Regions from separate parts of the Mus musculus genome. Here region 1 is linked to region 2. A link is a contact called in ENCODE Hi-C or POLR2A ChIA-PET data. All regions are on one chromosome and are shown on one strand. The core of a region is the stretch at or near the end of the contact, and the rest is flanking DNA. Distances in the headings are between cores, read along the strand shown. Region 1 holds the start of Clk3 (CDC-like kinase 3). Region 2 holds the start of Edc3 (enhancer of mRNA decapping 3).

Region 1 (7,171 bases), core at 3,966-6,465, 57 kb before region 2:
GAGTGAGAGAGCTGTCAACAAGGCCTCCCTGCTGGGTGTTCCATTCCACTGTCTCCTTCATACTCCTAGAACATGAATCCAGATGTGGACAGGAGCTCTGAGCATCTTGGAGCTTTCATCCTGGTAATGGGAACTTGTCAGTTTAGAAGAAGTTTGGGGCTGCAGGTAGGCAAGAAGGACCTGGGGGAGAGGATGGGAGACTCGTTTTTCTTTTTGATCATTGACTCACAGCAGGCCTGGCTTAACCTTGTCTTGTGCTCACACTTCTGCAGAATTTGGGCTTGTTCTGACAGGGCCTCTGGCACTGCTCACAGGTGGCTGGCCAGCTTTATGTACAGCCAGCCACCTGTTCTCTGCCAGCCACACCGGAAGCTCCTTTGACATCTTCCTGTCCGTGAGTTTGTCTGAACACCTGCCAGGAAGAGGAGACATGCTGTGACCTGGATTCCAGGAGGCTGCTGTAGTTGATTCCCTCACTTAGCTGTTTAGTGGGGTAAACACAGAACAGTGGCTGTGAGTAGGACTGCCAGGCACAGCTGGCAGGGCTGTGTATGTGTCCACAGATACTGTGCAGCAAGCCCTGCAGTTTTTAGATAAGGAACAGCCCTGATTCCTAAGTATAGGGTTGAGATACAGAAGTGGGGCCCATCCCACCCTTCACCCCTGGCCCAGAGTCCCTCAATGACTTGATTCAGACTTCATATAGACATCAACCCCACCCAGCTTGTGCTCAGCTCTAGGCTTCCCTGAGCTATGGGTGCTGACTGCAGGCAGCCTTCCCCAGTCAACAAGACCTTGTTTGATCCTCACAAGAGCCAGTTTGGGAGGGAACTTGAAACTGAAAACAGGATGATGGGTGCCTTCGGTCATGTTGGCCATCCGGGAAAGCCTGGAGTTTGTACCCAGTACTGACTGGCTCAAGAGCCCACTTTTCCCAACTCTGCCACTGCCCAGTAGTCTTCCTCCAGGTACAGAATATGGAAACAGCAGGACTCAGGTGGATATTTGCAAGCTACTTACTTTATAATGTGGGGAGCCAGAAGCCCTCATCTCTACTCTGGTACTTCTCTGGCTTCATTCCTGCTCTCCATGCCCACCACTTTGGTGAGGGGATTCATGGGATAGCAGCTCAGTTGGCACCAACTTTTTTCACCACCGGCCTCTTCACAAGGACTGGACCAAGTCCTCCTGAGATTTCATCTACTCACAGGATGTGGGAGGACTCTGGGACTTTCCCATTCTCAGGCTTCAGGTCTCTGGTTCCAGCTTTAGGAAGGGCCTAGAAGATGCCTCTACTTGAACCCCTCTCCTACCCCACCCCTCAGGGCCCCGGCATATCTTTTTTTTTTAATTGGATATTTTATTTATTTACATTTCAAATGTTATCCCCTTTCCTGGTTTCCCCTCCGGAAACCTCCTATCCCATCCTCCTTCCCCCTGCTTCTATGAGGATGCTCACCCAACCACCCTTCTACCCTCTCCTGCCTCCCAACCCTGGCATTCCCTATACTGGGGCATCGAGCCTTCCCAGGACCAAGGGCCTCTCCTCTCATTGATGTCCGACAAGGCCATCCTCTGCTACATATCCAGTTGGAGCCATGTCCACCCAGAAGTGGACAGCTGCAGCATTACAACCCCTTTCTGGGACAACCTTGAAAGACACAGGTGAAGGGAAATCTTCACAGTGGGCAGAACTTCGAGCAGTACACATGGTATTACAGTTTGTTTGCAAGAAGAAATGGCCAGATGTACGATTATACACTGACTCATGGGCTGTAGCCAATGGATTGGCTGGATGGTCAGGGACTTGGAAAGATCACAATTGGAAAATTGGTGAGAAAGACATCTGGGGAAGAAGTATGTGGATAGATCTCTCCAAATGGGCAAAGGATGTGAAGATATTTGTGTCCCATGTAAATGCTCACCAAAAGGTGACTTCAGCTGAGGAGGAGTTCAATAATCAAGTGGATAAGATGACCCGTTCTGTGGACAATCAGCCTCTCTCCCCAGCCATCCCTGTCATTGCTCAATGGGCACATGAACAAAGTGGCCATGGTGGTCGAGATGGAGGTTATGCTTGGGCTCAGCAACATGGGCTTCCACTCACCAAGGCTGACCTGGCTACAGCTGCTGCTGATTGCCAGATCTGCCAACAGCAGAAACCAACACTGAGCCCCAGATATGGCACCATTCCTCGAGGTGACCAGCCAGCAACCTGGTGGCAGGTTGACTACATTGGACCACTTCTGTATTAGTCAGGGTTCTCTAGAGTCACAGAACTTATGGATAGTCTCTAGATAGTAAAGGAATTTATTGATGACTTACAGTCGGCAGCTCAATTCCCAACAATTGTTCAGTCGCAGCTGTGAATGGAAGTCCAAGGATCTAGCAGTTACTCAGTCTCACGTAGCAAGCAGGCGAAGGAGCAGGAGCAAAGATCCTCTTTGGTTGGTGGCTTAGTCCCTGGGAGCTCTGGGGGATATAGTTGGTTGATATTGTTGTTCTTCCTATGGGGTTGCAAACCCCTTCAGCTCCTTTATTCCTTTCTCTAACTCCTCCATTGGGGACCCCGTGCTCACCTACATATCTTATATTCCCAGAACTTTGTCCCTCTTAGGTTGGCACCACCTTCCAGCAGGCCCCTCCCCCTTTAAGCAGATTGACTCTCTCCACTCCAGGCCCAAAGCCCCTCCTTGTCTTCCTACATCAGCATCACCCAAGTTCACTCTAAAACAGGCTGTGAGGACTGATCCTACACTCTGGCATAACATCCACAAGTCCACCCTACCTAGGCCCAAGAGGAAGCGAGACTTCCAGAGTTAGGGTGTTTCTTGCCCGATTTGGGAAGCAAAGCTGTGTTGAACTTCCAGAGTATTGGGTGATCGCTTCTCGGCCTTTTGGCTAAGATCAAGTGCAGAGTATTGGGTGAGAGCCAAGAGAGTGGCATCACAGCACAGAGAAGAACCTGACCTCTCCCAAGATACTTTCCAGGGAGGTGACTTTAGAGCTGAGGCTCAAATGTACATCAATTCATTCCAGGCAGGACAAAGCTAGATATAGCAGAGGAGAATTCAAGGGCAGACAGAAGAGAGAGCACTGGGGCCCACGAACCTGGGAGGGGAAAAGAAAGGTAGAGAGAAATAGAAGCTGTAGGAGTTGAGTACAAGCAGAACGGGACATCACCTTGGTGCCCTGGAGTCAAGCTACAGACCAGGCACACAGAAAAGGCTTGACAGGCCCAGGGCACAGGCTGGTGGAAGCTGGTGCTTTGGAGCAGTGGGTAAGCAGCAAGTCTCCTTCTGGGGGAGCGCAGGGCTGAGCAAGGGGTGGAGGAGCGGTTCCAAGGTTCCTCTCAACAGAGTACCACAGAGATGAGATGTGTATGCCGGGAGACGTTCATCAACCTAACTTTACTTCAGAACCAGTTCTTTTCTTCTGCTAGGTTTTATGAAGAGAGACAAGAGGACGAAGGTCTAATGGGAGACCATCCAGGAGGAAGGCCAAGCTGCAGCCTCTGGAGAGGACAGGGCTAGGAGACAGCTCCTATATCAGCTGTCAGCAAGAAGTCCTCTCTGTAGAGAGAGTGGGGGCTGTAGGCAGATGGCCCTGATTTTTCCTGTTAGGATGGTAGGCAGGAAGACGGTCTAAATTATCTCATTTCTGACACTTGGGGTAGGGCAGGAGATGGGAACTTTTTGAGGATGTCGGCCTTAAACTGGAGGATGCTATTTTCCCGTAGCCATGGAAACATGGCTGGGCAGCATTGGTAGGAGGTGACGACACCACAGAAACCTGTGAACGAAGGAAATTCTATCAGTGTGGGCCTGGCCTCAGGTGGGAGCTGCATCTTCTGACGCCTGGATATTTCAATCTTTGGCTTCTAGGCTGGAAACCAATGGGGCAGGACTCGGGCAGAAGCAGTTGAAATGGCTGTTGAATGTCTGTGGGGTTGGAAGGTGACTATGAGTCAGTTTGAGTTTGCAAAACATAATCACCCAGCTTTTTAACTCAACCGCTTTTACTTGGTTGGTGATGAAGATGCCGGGCCATTACGTCAGAACCAGAGGCAAAGCTCTCTAAAGGCAGTTTCATCACTGCAGGGGGGCCTAGGGAGCCACAGCACCTGGTGGGCGCGCATCCCGTACGGGGAGGGGACACCTGGGAAACCCTGGCTGTCCGCGTTGAGTCAGCAAGATCCTAAAGCTATGCCCCGCCCTGGCCGGCCGCCGCAGCCTCGCGGACCTCGCGTGGCGTGGGGCAATTAGGCGCGGCACCCGCCCGCTTGGCTGCGCGACGCGCGGGGGCGGGGACGCTGTCAAAGCGAGGCCCAACCAAAGGACCGCGACTTGTATTCTCTTCTGAAAAAAAAAAAAATAAGACCTCATGATCCTGCCACGACAAAGCGTTGGACAGTAGGTGGGAGGGGTCTAGACTGGGTGCCTCACGCCCGATGCCGCAGCGAAAGGACGGGCTGAGTGACTCGAGTGGCAGAGCGGGAGCGCGGCGCGGCTCGGGGCTTTTGTGTGGCGCGGGTTTCCTAGCAAGACTGACAGCAAGACGCTCTGAGGTGTTCAAGGGAAGGGGACGATTTCTCCGTCAGACCCCACCGCCGAGGCTCGCGGGGATCTTCCCGGAGACTGCTCGCTCGAGCCAGCTGGGGCGTGGCACCAGGACTTTCAAAAAACCCGCACAAGCCGAGAGCAGAATGTGTCGTTTGCTTCTTGCGCGCAAGCGGAGTCGCGCCCGCCTTCCTCTGCCCGGGCGCACCGACCGCCTTCGTCTCTAGCGCCCTCCCGGGCCCCGGGAGAACAATGCCGGTCCTCTCCGCGCGCAGGAAGAGGCTGGCGAGCACAGCTGGGCCGCGGCGGGGAAGCGGCCCCAGCCTGGCAGTCCGGTGGGTTCCTCCTTTAGGCCCAGAGCCGTCCTCAGACCGTGGTCGCGCACCGATGCGGCCTCGGGGGCCTACGTGCAGCACCACACGGAGAGGGGCAGGCCGCGGCCCGAGGCTGCTCCCGGGACCTCCGGGAAGAGACCTCCACCGATGTCGCCCGGACCCTGGCGGGGCAGGCCAGTCCCCCAGAGTCTGCGAGTTCGGGGCTAGAGCGGTCAGGCCTCTGGGCCGGGTCGAGCCCGGGCCGCCGACGGCTGCGTCACGCGAGGGGGCGGTGCTGCCACGGGCGGAGGCCAGAGCCGGAAGCGGAAGAGGCGCTCGGAGTGGGGAGTGGGGCCTAGCCGCAGCCGGAGCCTGGGAGACGGTGAGTGTGGGCCCGAGCCCGTGGCCGGGCAGCTGGGGTGAGTCGGTGGGGACGGCCACGCCGGTACGGGTACCGTGCCACCCGGTCGGGTCTCGGCTTGGACCTATTTCCCTCTTCGGCCCACGTCAGGCCGCGGTCCCGACCTCTCACCCCTGACCCGCCGCTTCTCTCCCTGAGGGCGGTCACTGCAGACCCCTTTTCTGGTTCCCGCGGTGTTGGAGGCGGAGCTCCAGCGGCCTCGGAGCCGGCTGGGAGGCTTCCCTTTGGGTCCCGCGCCGGCCCGCTGGCTGGGTCGCGTCCGACCTAGGCTATCCTGGAAAGGCTTTCCCTGCCCCGAGCTCGAGGCTTAGCCCGCAGATCTCCTTCGCGCGCCGCCTGGAGTTTGATTCTGGCCCAGGCTGGCCATCCCTTTGGTCGCCGGGTCTTCCCTTGGCGGTTACGGGGAACGGGGCTCTGAGATCCCTGGGATTCGGGCAGAAGGAAGGGACTCGAGTGCGGGCCGCCGGCCCCCTCCGTGTTTTGTTATGATGGAACCGCTCCATCCCGGAGAATGGGCCAGACCAAGCCAGGAGTACAAATGTCCAGGCTGCTCCTCGGTCCGGTCGGGAGCCTCTATGCTTTAGTTCCGGGTGCGGGTGCCCTGATGCTTGGGTGGGAATTGCCAGAGTCTAGCCCCCATCAAGGCGGAGTTGGCGGCCTTCCAGTTTCCCTCCTCCGTGCCCTTGAAAAGGAGGAGCGTTTTTGCCCGGTGGCAGCCGCAGATTGCGAGGTGGCAGGTTTGAGGTTGCAGTGGTGGGGCACTGCCAGCCAAAAATAACCATGGGTCGCTTGGGTGGCAGGAATCCGGGAGGGCAGCCGCTGACCTGGCTGGCTGCTCTTCTTGTTAGCCCGGTTCTCTAGCCAGGAACAGCAAATGAGAAGCCAGAGAGGCCTGTGCTCATAGAAAAATTGGCATCCAGTAACTTGGTCTCATTGGTCACATTGCCTTTTTCTTCATTGTTCAGAGCAGAGCCTCCCAAAGCATAATTGTGGCCTTTACGTTTTAAAAAGCTTCTTTGCCGAGGACTCATGGAATCGGAGAATTTGTGAGAAATAGGCTCAAACGACCTGGCTGGGAGGAGGACATGGGCCACCTGGTAGCTCCCATTTTTCACCTGCCTGGGATGCGTTGCAAGGGAGATTATCTCCATTACTGCCTATGTGTGGTACTTCATGGCCAAAATATTGGGCCATCTTTGCCAGTATGAGAGGTGTTATCTTCATTTTTCAGGCATGACAATTTAGGTCTAGAGTGACTTGTATAAGGCCACAGGGCCAGTAAGTGGCAACACTGGGATCGAGTTCAAGGTTTCCTGCCAAAACTTCCTACCCGGTCCCTTGGAAGGAATTATAAATTAAGGCATTCAACATAGCCCTGAGTGTTAGCCGGAACCTTCTCAGTGCTAATGAAAGGCTGTCTTTAGTACTTCTTGTGGCCCAAACCTGTGCTAGGCTTTTGACTTTATAGGGCAGACATTTAATTCCTATGGAGCCTGTAAGAGATTATTGTTCCCTTGTTTCAAGAGGAGGCTGAAGCTTAAAGTGGTTTAATAACTTGCCTAAAGGCAACAGTGAAGTGGTATTGCTGTGGAGCAGGTTGGCATTCGACTCTGAGGCTGTGACTTTCCACTCAAGTAGACATATGTGGTCATAGAAATCCACTTAGGTCCCAGAAGGAAAATTTTGGTCTGCTGTAGATTAGACCGCATTACAACATCCTCCAGATAGGATGCTTAGGGTGCTCTGTCTGCCTGGTGAGGATGGGCAGGACCACTTTGCCTTTTGGGAAGATGTATGCCTGGCCAGTAGGTTGTCTTTTGGGTCAGTTGGTGAGACATGGGCTACTGCTTTCAGGCTACAGCCTGAGCACCTGTCAT
Region 2 (6,302 bases), core at 369-2,868:
TTCTGACATCATGAAAGTTATGTTGTTTTCAAACAACACAAAAGTGGAACCATGTAGGTTCATGTGTCTGGTTTCCTTTAATCAACAGAACAACTGTGAAATCCAGCTGTTGCATGTGGGAGAAGTTAATTACTGTGTCTGTACTGTATTGTTTAAGCATCAATGAATTTAGCCAGTCTACTACTATAAACATTGGAATTATTTCAAGTTCTGAGTTCCATTTTAAGTAGCATTTTATATGGGTTCTTGTTAATATTACACAGAAAAATCTGAGATGAAACTGCATTTGCCTTTATTAGAAACTGTCAGTCAGGTGTGTTGTGTACATCTATAATCTCAGAAGTCCAGAGGCTAAAGCAGGAGCATTACTCGGTAATAGGGGACCCAAGTGGCCAAATGTCTCAGTAACATCAAAACCAGTAATCCTGGTAGTCAAAGAGTGAAGGCCTTTAATCCCAGCACTCTGGAGGCAGAGGCAGGAGGATCGTTGTGAGTTCCGGGCCAGTTTGACCTACACAGACAATTCTACAGGTTCTCACTATGTAGCTCTAACCTAGAACTATATACTGAGTGCCTGTCACCAAAAAAAGGTCATTCTTTGCAACTACTTTTACTTCAGAGAAACCAAAAACTAAGAATTTTGTGCCCAAACAAAACAGATACATCATTCTCTTTAAAAAAACAAAAATCAAAAAACAAAAAACTGGGTTCCACCTGAGGGTTCCAGATGAGCCACGAATAACTCGGGGATAGTCATTTTGATTGTGGAAAGATTAAGGGTCCTTTTAACTCTGCAACGGGGAGACTGAAAATCAACTAAAGTTGATGAAGACTATTCCTCCAACACACCCCAACACTTAAAACCACAGATCAAGTATTACTAATATCTGCAGTCACAACACAGAAAGGATAACTGCGGCAGTGCATCGAGGGCAGCTAAGTGTGCGTGCGCTCTGGCAGGGCATCACTATCTCTAGTCCCACACCCCAGTCCTTCACAAGTTACACAAGTTCTCATCTACTATGAGGCACTCGCACGACTGGCTATTAACCTCACTGGTCAAAGAAAATGAAGGCAAAGAGCAATGGCTCTTTGAGAAGTCACAGTGGCAACCAAAGCGGGCTTGAGACAGACCAAGCCGTTATTGCCTCCAATCCGAATCCTTGGGCTATACCTAACCCAGTGAGTACCCCACACGCCCGCACGCGCGCACCCCCACAATTTCTGCGCGGGCGCGCGCGCGCACACACAAGGTTCTTGAGCGCGCACGCATATACACACACACACACACACACACACACACACCCGCGCACACACACACACACACCCGCGCGCGCACACACACACACACACACCCGCAGCTCCTGTCCGCCAATATAAAGATCTACAAGGCCGGGAAGCCTGCAGCCTAACAAGCAAACCGAGCTGACCACCCGGAAGCGCCAGCCAACGGGCACCCGCGAACACGCAGCCTTCCTCGTGCTCACCTCCCCGCCGCCTGCCCCCGCCTGCGCTGCACAGCACACCAAGACGACCTCGCTCGCCAAAACCCCACCGAGGGGCTTCACGCCCACCGCCACAGACACAGAAGCAGCCGCCACCTCCGCCGGAAACGCCCCCGCGTCTCGGCCTACCCGGAGTGATGTCACTTCCGTTGACACAGGGCGGAGCCAAGGGGCGGGGCTCCCGGGAAATTTGAGAGCTTGGGGTAATGTTAAGGGTTGATGGACAAGGCAGCTAAGATGTTTTCTGTGTGTGAAATCTGAGTGGAGTAAGAAAGAGAATGGGAGGAAGGAACTATGCTGGCTAGTTTGTCAAATTGACACAAGCTAAAGTTATCTGAAAGGAGGGAACCTCAAATGAGAAAATGGCTCTATAAGATCTGGCTGTAAGTAAGCCTATGCAATATTTCTCTTAATTTGTGACTGAGTGGGGAGGGCCTAGGCTATTGTAACTGGGGCCCTCCCTGAGCTGGTAGTCCTGGGCTTTTTTTCCTGAGAAAAAAGGCTGTGCAAGCATGGGGAGCAAGCCAGTAACCCACACTCTTCAGTGGCCTCTGTACCAGCTCCTGACTCCAAGAACCTTTCTTGATGAATAGTGATATGGAAGTGTAGCTGAATAAACCCTTTCCTTCCCAAATTGATTGTGGTCATGGAGTTTCATCTCAGCAATAGAAATCCAAACTAAGATAAATTGGTACCAGGAGTGGGGTATTGTGAACAGACCAGATCATGTTTCGGAAGGACTTTGGAATTTTAGGCTAGAAAAGCCATGAGAGCTCAGTGAGCTGTTCTGTAGGAGACTGGAAGTTAAGAATGTTGAGAGCACTGCAGATTGCCTGGCTTGTGAAGTTTCGGAGGAAAATTTAAAGACTATTGGGGCCATTTGTTATTTTGAATTAAGATTCTGTGGTTCCAGCCGGGCGTGGTGGTGCACGCCTTTAATCCCAGCACTCGGGAGGCAGAGGCAGGCGGATTTCTGAGTTCGAGGCCAGCCTGGTCTACAAAGTGAGCTCCAGGGCAGCCAGGGCTACACAGAGAAACCCTGTCTCGAAAAACCAAAAAAAAAAAAAAAAAAAAAAAAAAAGATTCTGTGGTTCTGGCTAGGTGGGGCTGGAGAAATGGTTGCGCTTAACAAGAACTACATAGTGAAACTTTTGCCTTGCTGAGATACTCAATACTGTTTGACTAGAGGTGAGAAATTAGTGGTGCTTACGAAAAGAAAAACATTGTTGAGGTGAAATCTCTTTCATTTTTTCTTCTTGGTTTTTCAAGAGAAGGTTTCTCTATGTAGCTCTGGAACTTGCTCTGTAAATCAGGATGGCCTCTGCCTCCCAAGTGCTGGGATTAAAGGCATGCATGCACCACCACTGAGCATGGTTAAATCTTATGGGGAGTATTTCTGAGCACACCAAGAAAGAAAGAGAGAGGGTGAGGAAGGAGGGAGGGAGGAGAAAGAAAATAAGAGAAAAGAGAAGCTGGAGAGATGGCTCAGAAGTTAAAAGCATTTCCCACAACTGTCCATAACTCCAGTTCTAAGGGATCTAACACTCTCTTTTGACCACTGAGAGGACCAGCATGCTTATGGTGTACATACATACATGCAGGCAAAACATTCAATACACATAAAATAAATCCAAAAACAAAGTTAGAAATGTTTATGAGCTCATGGCTTCAAACACACTTGAGGGGTTTTAATTTATGGGAAAAAAATTTTAGTCAGTTTGTTGCTATGCAGCCCTAACTAGACTCAAACTCAAAGAAATCCTCCTGCCTGCACTCTGAAATTAAAAGCATGTGTCACCAGACTCCGTAGAAATTATTATCAATACCCAAACTGTGCTATCCTCAAGACTTAACTTGTTCGAGATTGTTCAGCATGACTGAGTCTTTCCCTGGAGTCTTTGTAATGTCGTTACCATCTGGCACTGCCAAGTGTTCCAGGCTTGGCATGACCAAGTGTCCCAGGCTTGCCTTCTAGTCATATAGCTTCTGTCCCAGATTTGTGGCCAATTGTTTTCATAAGAAGCCTTGGATCCCAATCTGGGCATTAGCAAGTTAGAATGCTCATTTCTGTGAATTGGCCATTGCCTCTAAGATTTAGGATATTAGCCAGGCAAGATAGTACATGGTGAAACAGGTTTTCACTTTGTAGTGCTGACTGAACTGGAACTCACTCTGTAGACCAGGCTGGCCTCAAACTCAGAGATCTGCCTGCCTCGGCCTGCTGAGTGCTGAGTTTAAAGGTGTACACTGCCAGCTCATAAATTGCTTTACATATGCTGTCCAGATTGCTTAGTTTTAAAATAGTAGATTTCCCTACCATTTAACCTGCATAATTCATTGTTGTAGTTTTTTATGAAGATTTACTTTTTGTGGGTGTGTGGGTATTTGAGGGGGCAGTATACTCATATGTTGGAGTGGGTGGGAGTGCCCACAGATACCAGAAAAGGGTGTCAGTTTCTCTGGAATTGGAGTTGCAGACAATTGTGAGCTGTTCTACAAGGGTACTGGACATGGAACTTGGATCCTCTGGAGAAGGGGCAAGAATTCTTACTGCTGAGCCTGTAGGCCTCCCAGGTCTGCTGCCTTTTGCTTTGTTTTTAGTGTACACACAGTTATACTATCATCACTCATGATTTTCGAATATGCTCCCTATGTTTAGAAGAAACCCCACACCTCCCAATTCCCTTTGCCCTGTCTTCCTTAATTTTTTGGCTCTAATTAATTTGCCTATTCTGGATATTTTATGGGCTCCTCTATATTATAGCTGTATTAGTCAGGGTTCCCTAGGGTCACAGAACTTATGGGTAGTTTCTATATAGTAAAAGAATTTGTTGATGACTGACAGTCTGCAGTCCAACTCCCAACAATGGTCAGCAACAGCTGTGAATGGAAGTCCAAGGATCTAGCAGTTGCTCAGTTCCACAAGGCAAGCAGGTGAAGAAGAGAGAGTGTGTGAAGCTTCCTTCTTCCAATGTCCTTATGTAGGTCTCCGGCAGAAGGTAAGTAGCCCAGATTAAAAGTGTGTGCCACCATGCCTTTAATCCCAGATGATTTTGAACTCAGAGATCTCCCTGTCTTAATCTTCTGGAATTCATAGCAACTATGCCTCAAGATCTCCATACCAAGATCCAGGTCAGAAACTTGTATCTCCCAGCCTCCAGATTAGGATCACTGGTGAGCCTTTCAATTCTGGATTGTTGTTCATTCCAGATATAGTCAAGTTGACAACCAAGAATAGCCACTACAATAGCATATAATCCAAATTTCTTTGATGTTTCAAAAGCAGAATTTCACATATTTCAGGCTGGCTGCAAACTTTCTGCAGCTGAGAGTGACTTTTAACCTTTGACCATCCTGTCTTTATCTCCTGCTTGCTAGAATACAGGTGTGTGCTACCACAGGAACGCAAGGCTTTGGGCATGCTAGACAACCATAAACTGAGCTATGTTTCTAGCTGCAACTATGTTTTGTTTTAACAAAAAACATGAGAATGGTAACTGGGCACCCTGTTCCTTCTGATTTGAGTTTGCTCTTTGTGGTGGCCTGAAACTGTTGGTAGATGGAAACTATCTACTTTAGTCAGAAAGCATAAGTATAGTAATTGCTGTCCACTACAAGCTGTTCAAGAAGGAACTTGAATGGGGTGATACTAGGAAGGGTCACATCCCAAGATGCATGTCCTCTTAGCATGTTAGAGGAGCTTCTGGCTCTGTGGGTCTGGCCTTCACCCCTACACAACACTGCCATTTTGACATTCCAAATGGTTAAAGATTTCTGCATTAAAATATGAGCCACTCGAGAGAATGCTTCTCCAGGAGAACTGCCCATGCCTCTCACTGCCTGTGGCACTGGGTGAGCTAGCCAGGGGCAATGCTGGAGAGCTCAACCTGATGAAGTGGTTGTGGGAGAGCTGACAGGTTGACTAACTTAGCTACCACCCAGGCCCAGATCTAGGGCTTTGAGTTGGCCCACCCCAACATCTGCCCCAGCTATGATCTGCTGGAGCACATGAAGGGGCCAGTTCTGCATAGCCAAAGCTGTAAGATCTCTGTGACACAGGGCAACAACAGGATATCTGAGAGGAGTCCTAGTAAGCATCTAGTATTGACAGTGCAGAAGCCAGAGGCCTCTAACCATACCAAGGAATGACTCATTGCAGTGAACATTTGCAAGCAAAGAAGTGTGGACAAAAGGGTGTACTATATGACACACTGCAGCTACCATGATGAGATTGTTTGTTTTGGAGGGGTTTGGGTTTTTTTTTATTCTCTCTCTCTCTCTCTCTCTATCTATCTATCTATATATATATACATACACACACACATATACATATATGGAGAGAGGTTGCAAGGGTGGAGGACAGATACAAACTGATGGGGAGATGAGTGAGATTGGGGTACATGATGTGACATTTACAAAGAATTGAGAGAGAGAGAGAGAGAGAGAGAGAGAGAGAGAGACTCATCCTTCAAGAAAGGCTCTGTTCTAATGTCCCCCAAAGACATGGGGTCTTCTTCCAGTATTCCTCCCCACCTAGCCACACTCTCAGCTCTAGAGTTCATATTCCCTATGAAGGATTAGTACAGCCCTGTTACTGTGAGTTAGATGGTATGCTTATGCGTCAGACCCTCCTACCAGCTTTGGGGGCTTCCGAAAGCAGTCTCTGTTTGGAGTTCCAGAGAGTACTGCCTATCAAAGTGTGACACATTAGAGAGGGAGACAGCATTCTCTCCAGCTCTCCATTGCCTCCTTCTCCTCCCAACAGGAAAACACAGCAGGGGGAAAAACTCAGGAAAA

The links. A loop is a pair of places that touch in the nucleus more often than their neighbours do. ChIA-PET counts read pairs that join two places held with the same protein, here RNA polymerase II (POLR2A).
Region 1: a map of regulatory T cell shows a loop between it and region 2 (2.0-fold over the local background). The contact joins the promoter of Clk3 here to the promoter of Edc3 in region 2. A Hi-C loop is called at or near these places in 1 of 37 maps with a recorded cell type or tissue (regulatory T cell). POLR2A ChIA-PET finds 5 or more read pairs at or near these places in 3 of 5 experiments (Patski and embryonic stem cell).

What each region holds. Positions count from the first base shown.
Region 1 is chr9:57,763,158-57,770,328 of GRCm38, reverse strand. It overlaps Clk3 (CDC-like kinase 3), which reads left to right and starts at 5,215. Exons shown (of 13, transcript NM_007713.5): 1 at 5,215-5,255. Gm32510 (a long non-coding RNA gene) reads right to left here and starts at 2,879. Exons shown (of 3, transcript XR_870786.2): 1 at 2,789-2,879; 2 at 2,326-2,472; 3 at 221-412.
Region 2 is chr9:57,703,885-57,710,186 of GRCm38, reverse strand. It overlaps Edc3 (enhancer of mRNA decapping 3), which reads right to left and starts at 1,618. Exons shown (of 7, transcript NM_153799.3): 1 at 1,488-1,618.